Regions from separate parts of the Homo sapiens genome. Here region 2 is linked to region 1. A link is a loop called in an ENCODE intact Hi-C map of the cell type or tissue named here. Cell type or tissue: mammary epithelial cell. All regions are shown on one strand. Each heading gives the region's core, and the rest is flanking DNA. Links, peaks and the distances in the headings are about the cores only.

Region 1 (8,087 bases), core at 1,885-6,884:
ATACATGTTTCTTTGGTGAGCACCTGGATATATTTATCACAAATTCTTTTATACAAATGTCGAAAATGCTTTCAACAAACCTAAGTGTCCTAATTACATGCCACTTTTAAGCATCACTTTAAGGTAAACAAAAATGAAAACCATAATTTTAAATTAAAATTTGAAATGAGACACAAAATCAACCTGGTAATATGAGAACTTTTTCTTTTGCCATCTCTGATTAATATGGGACAATTCCAAAGTACCCTTTTCAGACTAATTGGAACTTGAGTCATGGCTGTCACACTGAAATAATTTGTTCATTCAACTGCAGTGAAAATCAATATAGATCAACATGCATAAAGTTCAGTAACTATTAAATGGAGAAGCAAGCAAAAGCAACAGGAAAATTAAATCAGGATGCTGAGGGGGAACAGGATTGCTGGCCATGAATTTTAATTGAATTTTTGACGGGGCAAGCTACGTTACATTATGGCAGAAAAAAAGTGCAACTGACATACTACAAAGAGATTTTTTAAGTTTAAAAAAAGTTTGGATCTTTTGGATTTCTTTTTTTTTTTTTTGGTCTTTATGTGCTTAAATAACGCTGAATTATAATTAGCCACACAAATAATGAGAGTTTTATTTTTTTTTTCTGGCTCACTCCAAATCAGCCTGTTAAGGTATATTTCCTTCTACAGCCTTTCCTGATTTTGCATGTTCTCATTCCCAAAGTAGTCTACCTTAGTTTACACTCAAAGGTAGCACTTGTTGAAACTACATGACAGAAACAGGCTGCAAAGGTGGACAAGGGGAAGCATGTCCCTCTTGTCTTGATAAATCAGTGCCACACACAGAACCCACATTTTCTGAGACATTATCTTCATTATAGAGCCGTTTGATTCCATCATAGAAGTCATCCACTTCCATTTCCTCTACTTTGCGTTTAGTAGAGGTCTGCTTGCACCCACTGGCAGCTGGGAGATGATGGTAAAAGGCTGCTGTACCTCTGACTGGCACTTCTGGCTTGCTGTTGTCCTTGGAGAAGTCTGGGCCTGGGACAGAGGAGGGATGTAATCTGAACACTCCTTTGTCACAGGTCACCAGGGTGTGCTTGAGGGGACGGTAGACATAAACGGAATTCAGAGGCAGGGAAGACTGCAGAGTAGAAAGGTGATGTGCCACAAGCTCCCGACAATGGATCAACTGGGAGCTATCCATCTGGGCCAGGAAAAAAAAAAAGCCACACACAGTTGATCATTAATTAACATAGGCTGCTCTGTTATCTCTGGTGGCCATTTTTCCTCCCTGTGCTTTCCGTCCCCGCTGAGTCTTTTCTCTCCCCACATCTACCTCCAACTCATTTATTTATCCAGCTACCCATCCATCAACATCATCTTAGAAATTAGGTCCAAATCTGTATTTCTAATATAATTATCTTTGGAACTTGAGTTTTGTATTTGCAATGTATGCTGAACATTTACATGAGAACAGAAACTACTTTTTTGTATCCAACGTCTGTTTTTTTTTTTTTTTTTTTTTTTTTTCAGTCTATTCCCCCTGTCTGGAAGGCCCTTCATCCTACTCTCTTGGCCTCTTCTAATTTTTTTCAGTGGAGTCCAAAGTACTCATAAACACATTCATTAAAAATGTAAGAAGCCAAAGGGCAAAAAAAAAATTTTTTTTAATCAGGGATGAGGAGGGAAGCTAAGAATTTTAAAATAGTAAATGAAAAATTTAGAAATATGTATTTTGTAGAAAATAGTAGACTTAGCACTAAGATGAAATGTTTTTGGTAAAGTTTTTAATTTGGGAGTTTTGCTGATTCCTTCTTACCCTTCAGGACAATTCACAGATATCAATCCTTTCTGGAGTTACCCCTGACTCCCTCAACACCCCAAAACTCTAAATGCCACGGTCATCTGTTTCTATATCAACCTTTTAACATATTTATGGCCAGGCGTGGTGGCTCATGCCTGTAATCCTAGCACTTTGGGAGGCCAAGGCAGGTGGATCGCTTGAAGCCAGAAGTTCAGACCAGCCTGGCCAACATGGCGAAACCCCTTCTCTACTAAAAATACAAAACATTAGCAGGACATGGTGGCAGATGCCTGTAATCCCAGCTACTCAGGAGGCTGAGGCATGAGAATAGCTTGAGCCCAGGAGGTGGAGGTTGCAGTGAGGTGAGATCAAACCACTGCATTCCAGCCAGGCCAACAGACAGAGCAAGACTCTGTCTTAAAAAAAAAAAAAAAAGACACTAAAACCTTTCAACGTATTTACCACATTTCAGTATAATAATCTATTTAACCATTTAGCCTTTCCATTATAGACTACAAGACCAAAGGTGTGGCATTGTATTATATTCATCTTTTTATCCCTAAGTTTCTGGCACAATGACTGTACATGGAAGGCCTTTAAATTATTACCTGTAGTAAAGTGTCTCTCTTCCTCACTTTCAATTACAGCATTGTCAAAATAACCTTAGTTAGCATCATATATTCCTTCCCTGCTCTCTCCAGCGGCACCCCAATGCCTACCAGAAATAAGCTAAACTGCTTAGTTTAGTATTAATAAGAATCTCCATAATCTGATCTCAACCTTCTTTTCTAGCCTTATTTCCTAGCATACCCTCAACTTGTGGTCTACACTCTTGCTCAACAGTCCTGCTCTATATGATGCACTAATCTTCCCCTTTCTTATTTTACCCTTAATCATCTTATTTCTACCTGTTGAAATTGTATTGCGCATTCCTTCCAGGACTGGCTAAACACCATCACCTTCAGGAAGCCTATCTTGACCATTTAACTATCAGGGATCACTTTTTTCCAGTTTTGAGTATTCTGGACATTTCTGTACCAAGTCTTACTTATCCTCATATAACCTGCAGCACTCACCATGACTGTTTGCAATACCACAGAGAAAATAGGGGAAAATAACGCACTCTACAAGAACACATTTGGTCACAAAATTATTTTTATCTCTAAATACATTCACTATTTGTTACTGAAAAATACCAGAGGAAAGAATGGTAAAAGGCTGATGTTAGTCATTGTATAATACAAATGCAAAGTAACTGAAACTGTCAGAAATATACAAGAAAATGGCAGATTTTAGCATCTACCATAATGTTCACTGATTTTTTTCCCCTAGTTTGAAAGGCATTAGATAACACACTGTGGGTAAGACACTATTAACTAGTATTAGAATTTGTTCTCCCTCCCTTAAAAGAAAAAAAGTTAACATAACACTTAAGATAGTCCCTGAACTATCAAGCTTACATTTAGGCTAGGTCTTATTATATATCCCAGGGATGTAGAACAAGCTGAAACATGCTAAAAACATTGGAACAAAGCACAGAGAAAGGATGGAGCTTCTGCCAATATTTTAGGAAGCCTAAAAAAAAAAAAATGAAAGAAACTGGGAGTAAAAAAGGGGCTATAGTGTAGAAATTATTTCTAAAAAATAAGTACAGTCATCCCACAGTATCCATGGGGGATTAGTTCTAGGATCCCCCAAAAGATAACAAAACCCAACATGCTCAAGTCTCTTATATAAAATAATGTAGTATTTGCATATAACCCACTCGCATTGTCCTGTATACTTTAAATCATCCCTAGATTACTTATAATACCTAACAGAATGCCTACACATCACTTCATCTGTGTAGATTCAATGTAGTACTCAGCATGCCACAAATTCCAGGTTTTTTTGGAACTCTGTGAAATTTCTTCCTGAATATTTTCAATTCACGGTTGGTTGAATCCAGATGCCAAACCCATGGATATGGAGAGCCAACTGTACCTCGTTTAATGAAATGTTCTTTAGCAAATGAATGATATTTATTGGCCTAAAAAGGTAAAGGTACCACAAATATTCTAATGCCTTGGTCACTGGGCATAATAAATGCCATGGCAGAATCAATACTATGGCAGAATCCTAAAAAGACATGTATTTAAGTAAGAGGAAGACTATGTCACTATAATCTTTCTGTGTGAAAAAACGAAGTAAATAGAGTTATATTTTAGCGGTGGGAGACTGACAAGAAATGATAGAGCTAAAAGACCTTAGAAATTATTCAAAACAAAACCATCCATATGAACTCCACTTCCACCCAAGTCCCAAGTAAGTCTTTTCTCCAAAATAACATCAAAATAAATTCCTTCTAATCTAGTACAATCTGAATTTGTTCTATAAGACACCAAAATAATTTGTTCCTTCTTGAGATCCAGTGGAAGAAACAAAACAAGCACATATACTGGAACTACCAAAACTCTCGACACCAGACAAGTACTCTAATGGAGTTGATAAAAAGGACTTAAATGAACTCTAATTATAAGGTGTCAAGAGAATATGTATTATTTTTTATAACAATAAATGACATAAATGGTAGGTCCAGATGGATCCAGGTTTGATGAACAGCATGAAGCACTGAGGAACCTGCTGGAATAGTCTGACCACAGCCACCTTCAAAAAGAACCAGGAGACTGGTGGGGAGGGGTCTGTTTTTTTGTTTTTTTTTTTTTAAATTTGCTTCTTTTTACTTTTAGATGGTACATGTGCAGGTTTATTAACTAGATATATATTGCATGATGCTGAGGTTTGGAGTACAAGTGATCCTGTCAACCAGGTAGTGAGCACAGTACCCAACAGTTTTTCAACCCTTGCTCCCCTCCCTCCCTCCCCCTTCTAGTAGTCCCCAGTTTCTACTGTTGCCATCTTTATGTCCGCGTGTACCCAACGTTTAGCTCCCACTTGTGAGAACGTGTGGTATTTGGTTTTCTGTTCCTGCGTTAATTCACTCAGGATAATGGCCTCCAGCTGCATCCATGTTGCTGCAAAGGACATGATTTTGTTCTGTTTTATGGCTGCACCTACTCTAGTTTTAAACTAGAACATGTACTTTGACTACTGCCCAGCTAGGAACTACAAAGACCACCACACTAATCTAGGTAGAGTTAACAGCCTGAGTTTATAAGGCTAAGGAGAGAAAGAGGTTTAGCCATCCCAGAATGGTGACCAACAGGTGGCGCAAGAGCTTAAGGGGGTGTAGTGGGAGGTTAACAGGGACAAAAGGAAGATTGCCTTTCAAACCTGGGAACACTCACCATACTTTGTCTCAAAGTGGGGGCTCAGGCAGAACTAGTGAGAGTGGCCTCCTCACAGCACGGTATGTCTGTGATGGACTCTCCTCAAACCAAGACACTGGGAATCATGTCGCAAATAATTTTGGCATGATCTCATCAATCTGATGCAAGACTTTCCTATATTAAAACCAGAAAACTAGGAAGAAATCTGATATTGTGGCCTTGTCACACGTCTAAACACAAAGATATTAGACCTGGTGTTCCCTACCTGAACACAGCAAACTTAGCAAAAACAGAAATGAGTCCTAAAGAACTAGGAGCCATCCATGTTTGGACCACATGGGTTGGTGTTAGAGAACTGCTAGAACAAGTCCCAAAAGTCTCTACCAAGATTTATGACCTTCCTTTTCTTCACTAACTTCCCCACTGCAATTATATACTACATGGGGCATATCTCTTAAAAAGAAAAAAAATTCACTGTATTTCCAGTTTTCAAACTACGTCCAAAGACTACCTACATAATATAATCTAAACCTACACTACATAGGTAGATTTCTAGCTATGGAAGGGAAAACGCTATGTTGAGTGGAGATCTGCCCTTAAACACAAGTATAGCTCCGTTCTTCTATTCTATATTCTGGGATTGTGTGTGTACAAGATTTTCTTTGGGGAAGGGGGACTGGGAAAGGGTTCCACTTCTAAAACAAATTATGAAAACCACTGAACTAGAATTTTTAAGGTTTGTGTGGTATGAAAAAAAGCATTGGTTCTTTTAAATCACTACTAAGTAGCTCTACACGGCTCTAAGAAAGTCTCCAGTTCCCTACACCAGAGCTATAAAATAAAGGAGGTGAATGAAATAACTTCTCCAAAGATTCTGTCAAATCCCAGGTTTGCAATACTCCTTCAGCTAAGAAGAAAAAAAAGTTTCAGTGAATACTCTCTTCCTCTAGCACCAGAAAACTTACAAAAGAGTATCAGATTTTCCAGTGTTTTTCACTAGGAAAACATGATCTCAAAGCTACAGAATACACATGCTATTTACAACATTATTATTTATGCTTCAAAATCTGTCCTCTGACACTAACACTTTAAAGCAATCTTTTTCTGTACTATCTTGAGAGTAAGCACAGAGAATAAGTCAGAAGGCATTTAGAGAGATGTCATTTGTTCCAATAAAAATAATGTAATGTAGGAGGTTTTCTATTAAGCCTATTCCTCTACTTCACAGTCTAATGTGAGTGATTAATATTCAACTTTTCTTTCTAACACTCCAGGGTGAGCAAAGTAAATTTTCTGTGTCATATTATTCATTTAAATGGTGGTTTATCATAATTTCTAAAAATTCTAAGTAGCAACTACCTCCTAGGATTTATTCTCATTACAGCATTTAATTATTTTAATCTAAGACAATTAAGATATCCCTTCAAAACAAAAAACAGCCCATGTTACACTACATAGGTAGATCTCTAGCTAACATACTGCTCTGATCATCAACCTTTTTATGAAAAGACTGAGCTCCCCTCTGCTCACAAACTAGAGCCTAAAATTCTTGGAAGCACTGACATACTTGTTTAAAAAAAAAATTATTTTTTTGCCTGGTTCATTTTCTTCAGACATACTTCTTAAAATGTTTGCTATAAGATCAATTATAACTTTCTTAGAAAAACACCAAATTCAACTATTATGTTTTTCTTTTATAATAATCTAAATTTTTAGCTCAATAACTGCAGTTCTTTGCTACAATTAGTTTATTGCAAAATGTTAAGCTTAGAATTTCACAATCTTCTAAGTAAAATCCAATAAAACAAATCAGAATAACTACTGTTAAATAAGAATAAATAGCCATATAAAGGGAAAGTAGGTTCATGAGTCTTTTATGGATTCAGGTGGCAGGAAAATGGTCTGCAGCAGATCTAAACTCGGTAAGTTCTATTTGGTGACATGAATAGAACCAGTAAGCCTTCTCTCAAAGTAGTTGCTAACATACAGCACTCTCACCAACTTTCCATTTGAATGAGAATTTTCTCCACTGAACCTTTACATTTTACTTAGGTAGTTGATAATTTATCAACCTATACATTTTATAATAATCTGTAGATACAAGTTACAAACTAATCTTAGGTAATAATGGAACTGCCAGGGAAAAACCTCTTTCAGAAAAGTGGCTTCTACCTGCCAGTTTGGTATAAATACTTCACTTACTAGCCAACAATAAATTATTTGCTTGTCTAAAAAGCAACTTATTCTAATTTTTGTTCCTGACATCCGTTATAAAATGAGTGAAGTAAAGAAGTACTACATTAAAACCTACAGATGTAGCTAGGAAGTTTCTTTACAAAAAACTAAAGGACAATATGGTATTGACAATCTTATGAACATTTTAGAATTCTTAAAAATAAGAGAAATGGTTAAAAGGAATCTTAAAAATACTATATAAGTTTTATATGAAAAAAAGAGATCACCTAGCCCGTAAATTTAAAATATATACTTTACTCTTGTCTACTCTTAAGAATGGTTTGCCATTACAACATGAGAAATGTCTTTTAGTTTGGTAACTCTATGTATTCCAATAATAGAAAAACTTAAAAAGAACACTATTTAATTAGACTGACACCTACCTGTGCTTTCTGAAGCAGTTCAATTGTAAGAGAAAGCCAATCAGGAATGAGTTTCTCCATTTCCAGACTAACCATGGCCAGAGCAAGCATGGATCCTCTGAATTGCAGAAGTTGGTTGCAGGCCATACAGTGAAGTAGTTGCTTGGTAAGGACTGCCAAATGTTGAGATGGGCTCAATTTGGGCAAACTGAAAAGTAACTGAGGCCTAGTTGACACTGCAATGGCATGGAACTGAAAATCACAAGAACATCATTTTAACTTTATTTAAATATCTGGGAAATTACATATAGAAATTGATGCAACCTATTCAATTTCTTTTTTTTTTTTTTTTGAGACAGAGTCTCACTCTGTTGCCCAGGCTGGAGTGCAGTAGCATGATCTCAACTCACTGCAACATCCG
Region 2 (8,087 bases), core at 1,149-6,148, 260 kb after region 1:
AAGCTGGAAAGATCTGGGTGTAGATCCACTTATAATGCAGGTCAGGCCCTGTGAAGGAAAATACTGGATAGGAAGTAGCTTAGACTGAGGTGATACTAAGTGCCTTGGCAAGGCCGATGGCAAATACTAGAGCCCAGATTGCCCATTAGAGGAGTGGTGAGTGTCCTAAATAGGACGGCCTTAGCATCCCAGCTGCACCTGGGCATCAGTTGGAAACGACCACACATGGGATGTATGGCATTCTAATGGCTCCACAGGTGGCCACTGTGCTGCACAGGTACACTTATCTGTACAAGTTGACAGAAGTAACTGTCCCACAGGCTCCTGTTCTTGAGGGGAAACTGAGGAAAGATGGTGGGATGCAATGTGGCTCCTGTGGCTGGAGTTGATCTTGGGTCAGAATTGAAACTCATTCTCTGCCACCTCCTGGTAATTATGCAACAATGCAATTGTTGACATACTCATCACTTTGATCTCTACAAACTGATTCGAGCCTCACTCTTATAATCTGGATGATTCTTCTTGTACCCACGTGTGGGTTTCCAGGCTAGGTCTGCTTGGATTGTATTTCAGTATAAGGCAGAGACTTGGTTAGAAATGAACTGAACATAAGACTGCCTCTATCAGAGGCAGGTACCTAAACATGGAGTTTTAAACGAAGTATAAGGGCCTTTCTGGGTTCTGGGGTCTTGAGTCAGGGTTGGGGGAAAACTAACGAGTTGTTGGTCCTGTGAGAACCCCATACTGAGGCAGGATTGTACATGTAGGAACTTACTGGAAGGCAGCTATGCTTACCAGTGTACCACCTAAGCTGCAAGAACTTATTTCATGTTCTGTCAGCCAACCCACTACCTGGAGTTGCCCCAAAAGCAACAGCTGGGGAGTTCACTCATGGGACTTGCCCACCATCCCAAGATGGGGCCAGCTGGGAATCCAAATGCACTAAATGCCAGGGGGATAAATCTAAAACACCTACCAGGAAGCTTGCTTACAAAATGCAGGGATCCTTGTGGATAGTGAAAGGGTATCTTGGGTATGTCCCCAATGAGTGGGACAGGTTAGTGTTTTGAGTCTTCAGAATTTGACTAGGCATGGGGCTAGCCTTTACGTGTTAATCAACATGCTTGATGCAACAGCCTAAACAAGTTCGTCAGTGCCTGAGAATATTCAAGGACCCTGGCTTTGGTTCAAGCTTGGGAATACATGCAGCTGGCCAAGGTATTCTGTATCTGTTAGTCTGTCTGTTCTTTCTGTTGCAATAGATGCCTGTGAGAAAACAGGAGCTGCAGGAGAGCCTTCATCCCACAAAAAGAGGTTCTCTATAGAAGCCTCATGTGGCAGTGAAGTTACAGAAGAGTTCTGGGTAGACTGGTAAATCTGAATCCAGGTTGATACAGAAGGGTGAAAAAAGCATTATAAACTCACACTGATCCTACACTAGGTTTATGTCCTACAGCAGACACTTTTCCGATGCTGTCTCAACATTTGTTTCCCTATTGTCAGCCAAATGACTGCTGACTTTGTTTTGGAGATTATTTCATATACTGTTTATATCCTTGGTCATTCTCAGCCATAGGTCTGGATGACTTGAGCATATTAGGGCATCCCATTTCCCTGCCTACATTCCCATGACTACCATAGATTGTGAAGGGATGGGCATACTATCAAGATGGGCATGCCACTAAAACCCAAGGTGATACTGCTGGAATTGATTGATAATGTTTCAAGAAGAGCTTTGAAATAAATACCTGAAGTGTAGAGCAAGTCCATCATGATGGGAGAGTCTGGAACTTGCCATCCAGAGGGTTGTAGTGGGGCTCTGTAGACTCCGAGCATGAATATGATATGAAGGATACAGAAGATGTAAGGAAATCTGGTTCTTGGTGAAAATGAGCCTATTGAAGTAGTCTCAGCTGGAGCCAGCACTATATTTATATTCTTGAGTCAATTAATTTCCTTTTTAAGCCAGTGCAGTTGGGTGTTGGTCATCTGTTATCCAAAGAATCCTAACAGTTACAGCCCAAAGAAACACCAAGAATGTGTGTATTAGAGTAAATTGGTTTATCGCTTGCAAGACTAATACTGACCTTTAGCTAATAAACAGGGGGCATTAGGTAGAACTAAGTAACACTAATGCTTTCCAGACTAAACTTGAAAATGCAGTGGGAGGAGGTAGAATATCTCCCAAAGGGAGTTGGAAACGGTATGCCTTGACCAACATAACACCTACATTATCACATCCATATGCTTATACAGTTGTGTATTAAAGATATGGATATGTTCTGAGATATCAAACAATTTTATCATTATGTGCATGCCATAGAATATAGTTACACAAATCGAGATGGTACAGCTTACTACATACCTAAGTTACATGCCAAAGTCTATTGCTCCCAGGATACAAACCTGTACAGCATGTTACTGTACTGTATACTGTAAGCTATTGTGATCTGTGTATCTAAACATAGAAAATATACAATAAAAATAAGGTATTACAGGCCAGGCGCAGTGGCTCATGCTTGTAATCCTAGCACTTTGGGAGGCTGAGGTGGGTGGATTACTTTTTGAAATGAGCCTGACCAACATGGCAAAACCCCATCTCTACTTAAAAAATCAGCTAGGCGTAGTGGTGTGCACCTGCATTCCCAGCTATTTGGGAGGCTGAGGGATGAGAATTGCTTAAACCTGGGAGGTGGAGGTTGCAGTGAGCTGAGATCGTGCCACTGCACTCCAGCCTGGGTGACAGAGCAAGACTGTCTCAAAAAAGGTATTACAATCTTAAGATAACACCATTCTGTGTTTGTGGTCCATTGTTGGCCAAGACGTCGTGTGGCACATGACTAACTGCTTATAACAAAGTTTACCAGCATAGATGCCATTTTTATAGACAAGGTATTGCTTTAAGATGTCACGTATGACACCAGTTAAGAAAAGCTGTAGGCCGGGCGTGGTGGCTCACGCCTATAATCCCAGCACTTTGGGATGCCGAGGCAGGCGGATCACGAGGTCAGGAGATGGAGACGATGGTGAAACCCCGTCTCTAAAAATACGAAAAATTAGCTGGGCGCGGTGGCGGGCGCCTGTAGTCCCAGATACTTGGGAGGCTGAGGCAGGAGAATGGGGTGAACCCCGGAGGCGGAGCTTGCAGTGAGCCGAGATTGCGCCACTGCACTCCAGCCTGGGCGCGACAGAGTGAGACGCTGTCTCAAAAAAAAAAAAAAAAAAAAAAAGCTGTAGCCATTGCCTGTGCACTTCCATCCAGGATTTAAAGAAGGAATAAGCTTTTTTAAACAAGAGAAACTCTAGGTTGCAGCAATACCTCATACATGGTGAGGTCCCACAAAATGAGGGAGCTCAAAGAAGTGGCTTAGAATGCTGGCTTATATATGGCACCCTGAACAAAGAGCAATATGATTTTAGAAAAGTGACAAGACAAAAGAAGACCTTGAGTCACTATGGGTGGCAAATGAAGGAGGGTAAATATAAAGGCTATGTTATGTAGATGGCTATGGTGCCATCTACAGGCTGATAAAGGTCTAAAGCAAACTTTGGTTAGCCTTTGTCCTTCCTGGTGCCAATGACTGAGTTTGAGGACCAGTGACCAGAAAACCCACGTGTTTTTATTTTTACCTAATGCTTTTTAACTCTAAAGTTCAGGGGGTAATGTGCAGGTTTGTTATATAGGTTAATTCATGTAACAGTGGCTTGTTGTACAGATTTAGTCACCCGGGTACTGAGCCCAGTACCCATTAGTTTTCCTGATTTTCTCCCTCTTCCCACTCTCCACATTCCAATAGGTCCCCAGTGTGTTTCCATCTGAATCCATGTATAGCTCCCACTTATAAGTGAGAATATGCAGTATTTGGTTCTCTGTCACTGTGTTAATTTGCTCAGGAAAATGGCCCCCAGCTCCATCCATGTTTCTGCAAAGGACATGATCTCATTCTTTTTATGGCTGCATAGTATTCCATGGCATATATGTACCACATTTTCTTAAGTCTGCCATTGGGCATTTAGGTTGATTCCATGTCTTCACTATCGTGAATAGTGCTGCAATAAATATGTACATGTATCTTTATGATTTATAATCACTTGGGTATATACCCAGTAATGGGATTACTGGGTTGAATGGTAGCTCTGATGAATCACCAGTTTTCTGCAGTTGAACTAATCTACACTCCAACAGTGTGTAAATGTTCCTTTTTCTCTGTAACCTTGCCAGAACCTGTTAATTTTTAACTTAATAGCCAATGGCACCTCATTGTTTTGAAGTTTTTATTTGCATTTCTTTAATGATCAGTGATACTGAACTTTTTTTTCGTATGCTTCTTGGCCACATATGTTTTCTGGAAAGTGTCCATATCCTTTGCCCACTTTCTGATGGGGTGGTTTCTTTCCTTGTCAATTTTAAATTCTGTATAAATGCTGGATATTAGACCTTTGTCAAATGCATAGTGAGCAAATATTGTCTCCCATTCTGTAGGTTGTCTACTCCAATAGTTCTTCTAGCTGTACAGAAGTTCTTTAGTTTAATTAGATCTCACTTGTCAATTTTTGCTTTAGGTGCAATTGCCTTTGGAGTCTTTGTCATAATCTTTGCTGTACCTATGTCCAGGATGGTGTTGTCTAGGTTGTCCTCCTGGTTTTATAGTTTTGGGTTTTACATTTAAGTCTTTTAATCCATCTTGTTTTTTGTATATGGTGTAAGGGGGTCCAGTTTCAAGCTTCTGCATATGGCTTGCCAGTTACCCCAGCAACATTTGAATTACAGAGTCCTTTCCCCATTGCTTGTTTTGGTCAGCTTTGTCGGATCAGACAGTTGTAGGTGTCTAGCCTTATTTTTGGGCTCTATTCTGTTCTGCTGGTCTGTTTTTGTACCAGTACCATACTGTGTTGGTTACTCTAGCCCTGTAGCATGGTTTGAAGTGAGGTAACATGATGCCTTCACCTTCCTTTTTGCTTAGGATTGTCTTTGCTATTCGGGCTCTTCTTGATTCCATATGAATTTTAAAATAGATTTTCTTCTAGTTCTGTGAAAAATGTCAATGGTTGTTTAATGGGAATAGCACTGAATCTATAAATTGCTTTGGGAAGCATGGCCATTTCAATGATATTGATTCTGCCTCTCTACGAGCATGGAATGTTTTTCCATTTATCTCCGATTTGTTTTGAATAGTGTTTTGTAGTTCTCCTTTTTGTGTTCCTAGATATTTTATTCTTGCAATTGTAAATGGGATTGCATTCCTGACTGGCTCTTGGTTTGACTGTTGGTGTACAGGAATGCTAATGACACTCTTTTTTTTTTTTTTTTTTTTTTGAGTCTTGAGACTTCACTGAAGTTTATCAGTTGAAGGAGCTTTTAGGCTGAGACTGAGGTTTTCTAGGTATAGGGTCATGTCATCTGCAAACAGGGATAGTTTGACGACTTCTTTTTATTTGGATGGTCTTTCTTTCTCTTGCCTGAATGCTCTGCCCAGGACTCTCAATGCTATGTTGAATAGGAGTGGTGAGAAAGGGCATCCTTGTCCTGTGCTGGGAAAACACGGGTTTTCCTGAGGCCCCAGAAATGTGCTTACCCAGGAAAAATGTGTGTGAAGGGCATTCCTGAAATAACACAGCGTGCTAAATTAGTCATGTTCAGAGTCTACTGCAGTCAGTTGCAGTAGAGGGAGGGGAAAGACACTTTGGCAAGTGTACTCTGCTTGTCTCCAAATGGGGGTCAGAGAGTTTTGCCTATATCTGCTTAATTGCCTTCAGTGGAAAATAATTCTTATGCTAAAGTGGCATGTTCTGGGGTGGCATATTGACCATCTGCAGTGTGTTCAAACTAGGTTGTTTTTCTTACCCATTACCATAGTCTCACTTTGTTATTCCTGTAAGTATATTTAGGGAACAATGTTACCCTCCAAGTCTGGGGATGGAAAAGTGCAGACTGGTAAAAGAAATGCTCTTGTTTAAGTGTTGTGCACCCAGGTCTGACGTGCATAGATCTACTGGTGAGCCTAACCCTTTACAGAGAAGCCTGCCATGGACCCCACATTGCCTGATGTCAGAGGCTTGCCACAGAAAGGTTTCAACAGAGGTAGACTGGAACACAAATTCACAGCTGTGGGTGAAATGGCTCTTGCAGCACTTCTTGCCCATGAAGCCAACATAGCCTTCTGAGTGGAAGTTACCATCTTAATCCTTCTCATCTTAGTCCTCTTCCGAAGCCTTGTCCTCTTGGTCATTGCCAATCAAATGACTGAAATTTCACCTGTGAGATTTCAGGAATCTTCTTCACACCTCTACTATGTTTCACACATGCCTTTGTTCAGGGTAAGCATGTTTCTAGAGCTCCAAACTTGTTTTCTGGCCATTGGTACTCAAATGTTAGCACTAGTTCTGTGAAATGTCACAATACATTTTATTAATCTACCTCATTAATCAGACACAAAATGGTTAGCAAGGGAAGAATTGCTATTTTAGAACTAGGTTTTGGGCAAGCTTTGACCTGTTCGTGAGTTTCAGGATGATAAACTACTTTTAACAGAGTTCCTGAAATTGACATCTACCATTGAAGAAACACTTGGTTTCATTTTACTAAGCTACTCCCTAATGGAAATGTGAGAATCACATTTTCCTTGCTGAATTCCCAACTAAATACCATTCTAACTTGACTCTGTTTGCAGGAACATGCAGGGGAAGGCAAAGCAAGAGTTGGTGGCAGAGTTACCTGAGTCCTAGTCAGTTCAGACCCAGTGAACCTCCAATCAAAACAAATGTGAATTCTGGTCCTGCTGGTCAGTCTGTGTTCACTCCTCTGGCCACTTAAGTTTTGGATGGTTGGTGATAAGCTACCTGTTGAGGCATTGATTAGAGCCAAAAGTAGGTAGATAGCTATGCTCAGGAAAGCCAAAAGTAGAAAGATATTGTTTAGAGCAGAAAATGAAAAGACCAGAGCAGAAGAATGCAAAGTAATTGGCCCAGAGCAAATGGCAGGAGGTAACCTGGCAAACTGTAAAATTAGGATTGGAAAGATGAGGACAAACTTTGGAAGAGAAGATCCATATATACTAGATAACAATATCAAATGGAATAAAGTTAATATCCATAGTGTTAAGATAATAGAGAAATGGACCAAATCATCTGACATAAGATAGTCAACCTCCTCCTCATGAAGTAGCCTTAGAAGTGTCTTCAGGGGATATGCATGCTTGTCTTCACATCTGAATTCTAGTACTTCAGTTTTAGTTGAAACTAAACTTTTCTGCTGCTGACTTGTGCCCTCTTACATACAGATGCCAAGATGGAATTAGGTGTACAAGAGTAATGGGAGTGGGAAGAAAGTCTTGTGAGGGAAATAGAGGAGGGAGTTAGAGGAATTTGGAAGAAGATTAGACCACAAAGCAGGATTGACCTTGTGAAGGAAAGAAGTGTTATGTAGGAAGTGGCTTAGACTGAGGTGCCATAGTGTTTTGGCAAGGTTTGATGGGTGATTTGGGCTCTGGTACTTGCCATCTAGAGTTCCAAGTGCCTTAAATGGGCCTGCCTTAGCATCCCAACACAAGCGTCAGTTGGAAAGAGCCAAGGGAAGTGTGTTCTAATGACCAGCACAGTTGACTCCTGTGCTTCAGATCTTCTCTATGGAGGTTCACAGAGCAGTGACTCCTGGTTTACAGGAGGAAACTTGGAGGATGCTAGTGGGATGAGATACAGCTCCTGCTACCCCAACAACTGATACTAATCCTCTTCCTCCTGCACTAGCCACTCTAAATTCCATTTGCCCTGAGCCGCCATCTCAGGTGGTTAGTGCTTACCTACTGGTATGAAACAAATGTTAATATTAATGGGTCTGAATCCCTAGTGATCATATGCTTTTCAGTTTTGAATGTGAGCTACAATGGGTCAAAGAAGTATGATGACACAAGTCAAACCTGAATTCAACTTATATTAACTTCTCCCTGTGTGTAGAACAGCCCAAAGCTCTTCCTGCTGACTGTTTTCTTTTCCCTGCAACATGTTTGATGCACAAGGCGATGTGATATCTCATTTGGAGTGATGGAAAATGGCACCACTTGGGCTCCTTCCTCATTTTTAGCACCTAT

What was found. Hi-C counts contacts between places; a loop is a spot of excess contacts. Peaks named below come from ENCODE experiments on the same cell type or tissue, not always from the same donor. Only the 100,000 strongest peaks of a DNase experiment are listed, where the experiment ranks them.
Region 2: a loop joins it to region 1, with 11 times the contacts of the local background. A loop is called at or near these places in 8 of 110 quality-filtered maps.

The regions. Positions count from the first base shown.
Region 1 is chr4:77,047,463-77,055,549 of GRCh38, forward strand. CCNI (cyclin I) reads right to left here. Exons shown (of 7, transcript NM_006835.3): 6 at 7,688-7,918; 7 at 1-1,200. The coding sequence ends at 757. Among named protein-coding and RNA genes, the nearest start is that of CCNI, 24 kb to the right of the region's middle. In mammary epithelial cell, for the core only: a CTCF peak has its summit at 5,009 (motif pointing right); no DNase peak of the experiment used is centred there; H3K27ac peaks cover 730 bases.
Region 2 is chr4:77,305,534-77,313,620 of GRCh38, forward strand. It overlaps the pseudogene LOC100421141. Among named protein-coding and RNA genes, the nearest start is that of CCNG2, 150 kb to the left of the region's middle. In mammary epithelial cell, for the core only: a CTCF peak has its summit at 3,525 (motif pointing left); no DNase peak of the experiment used is centred there.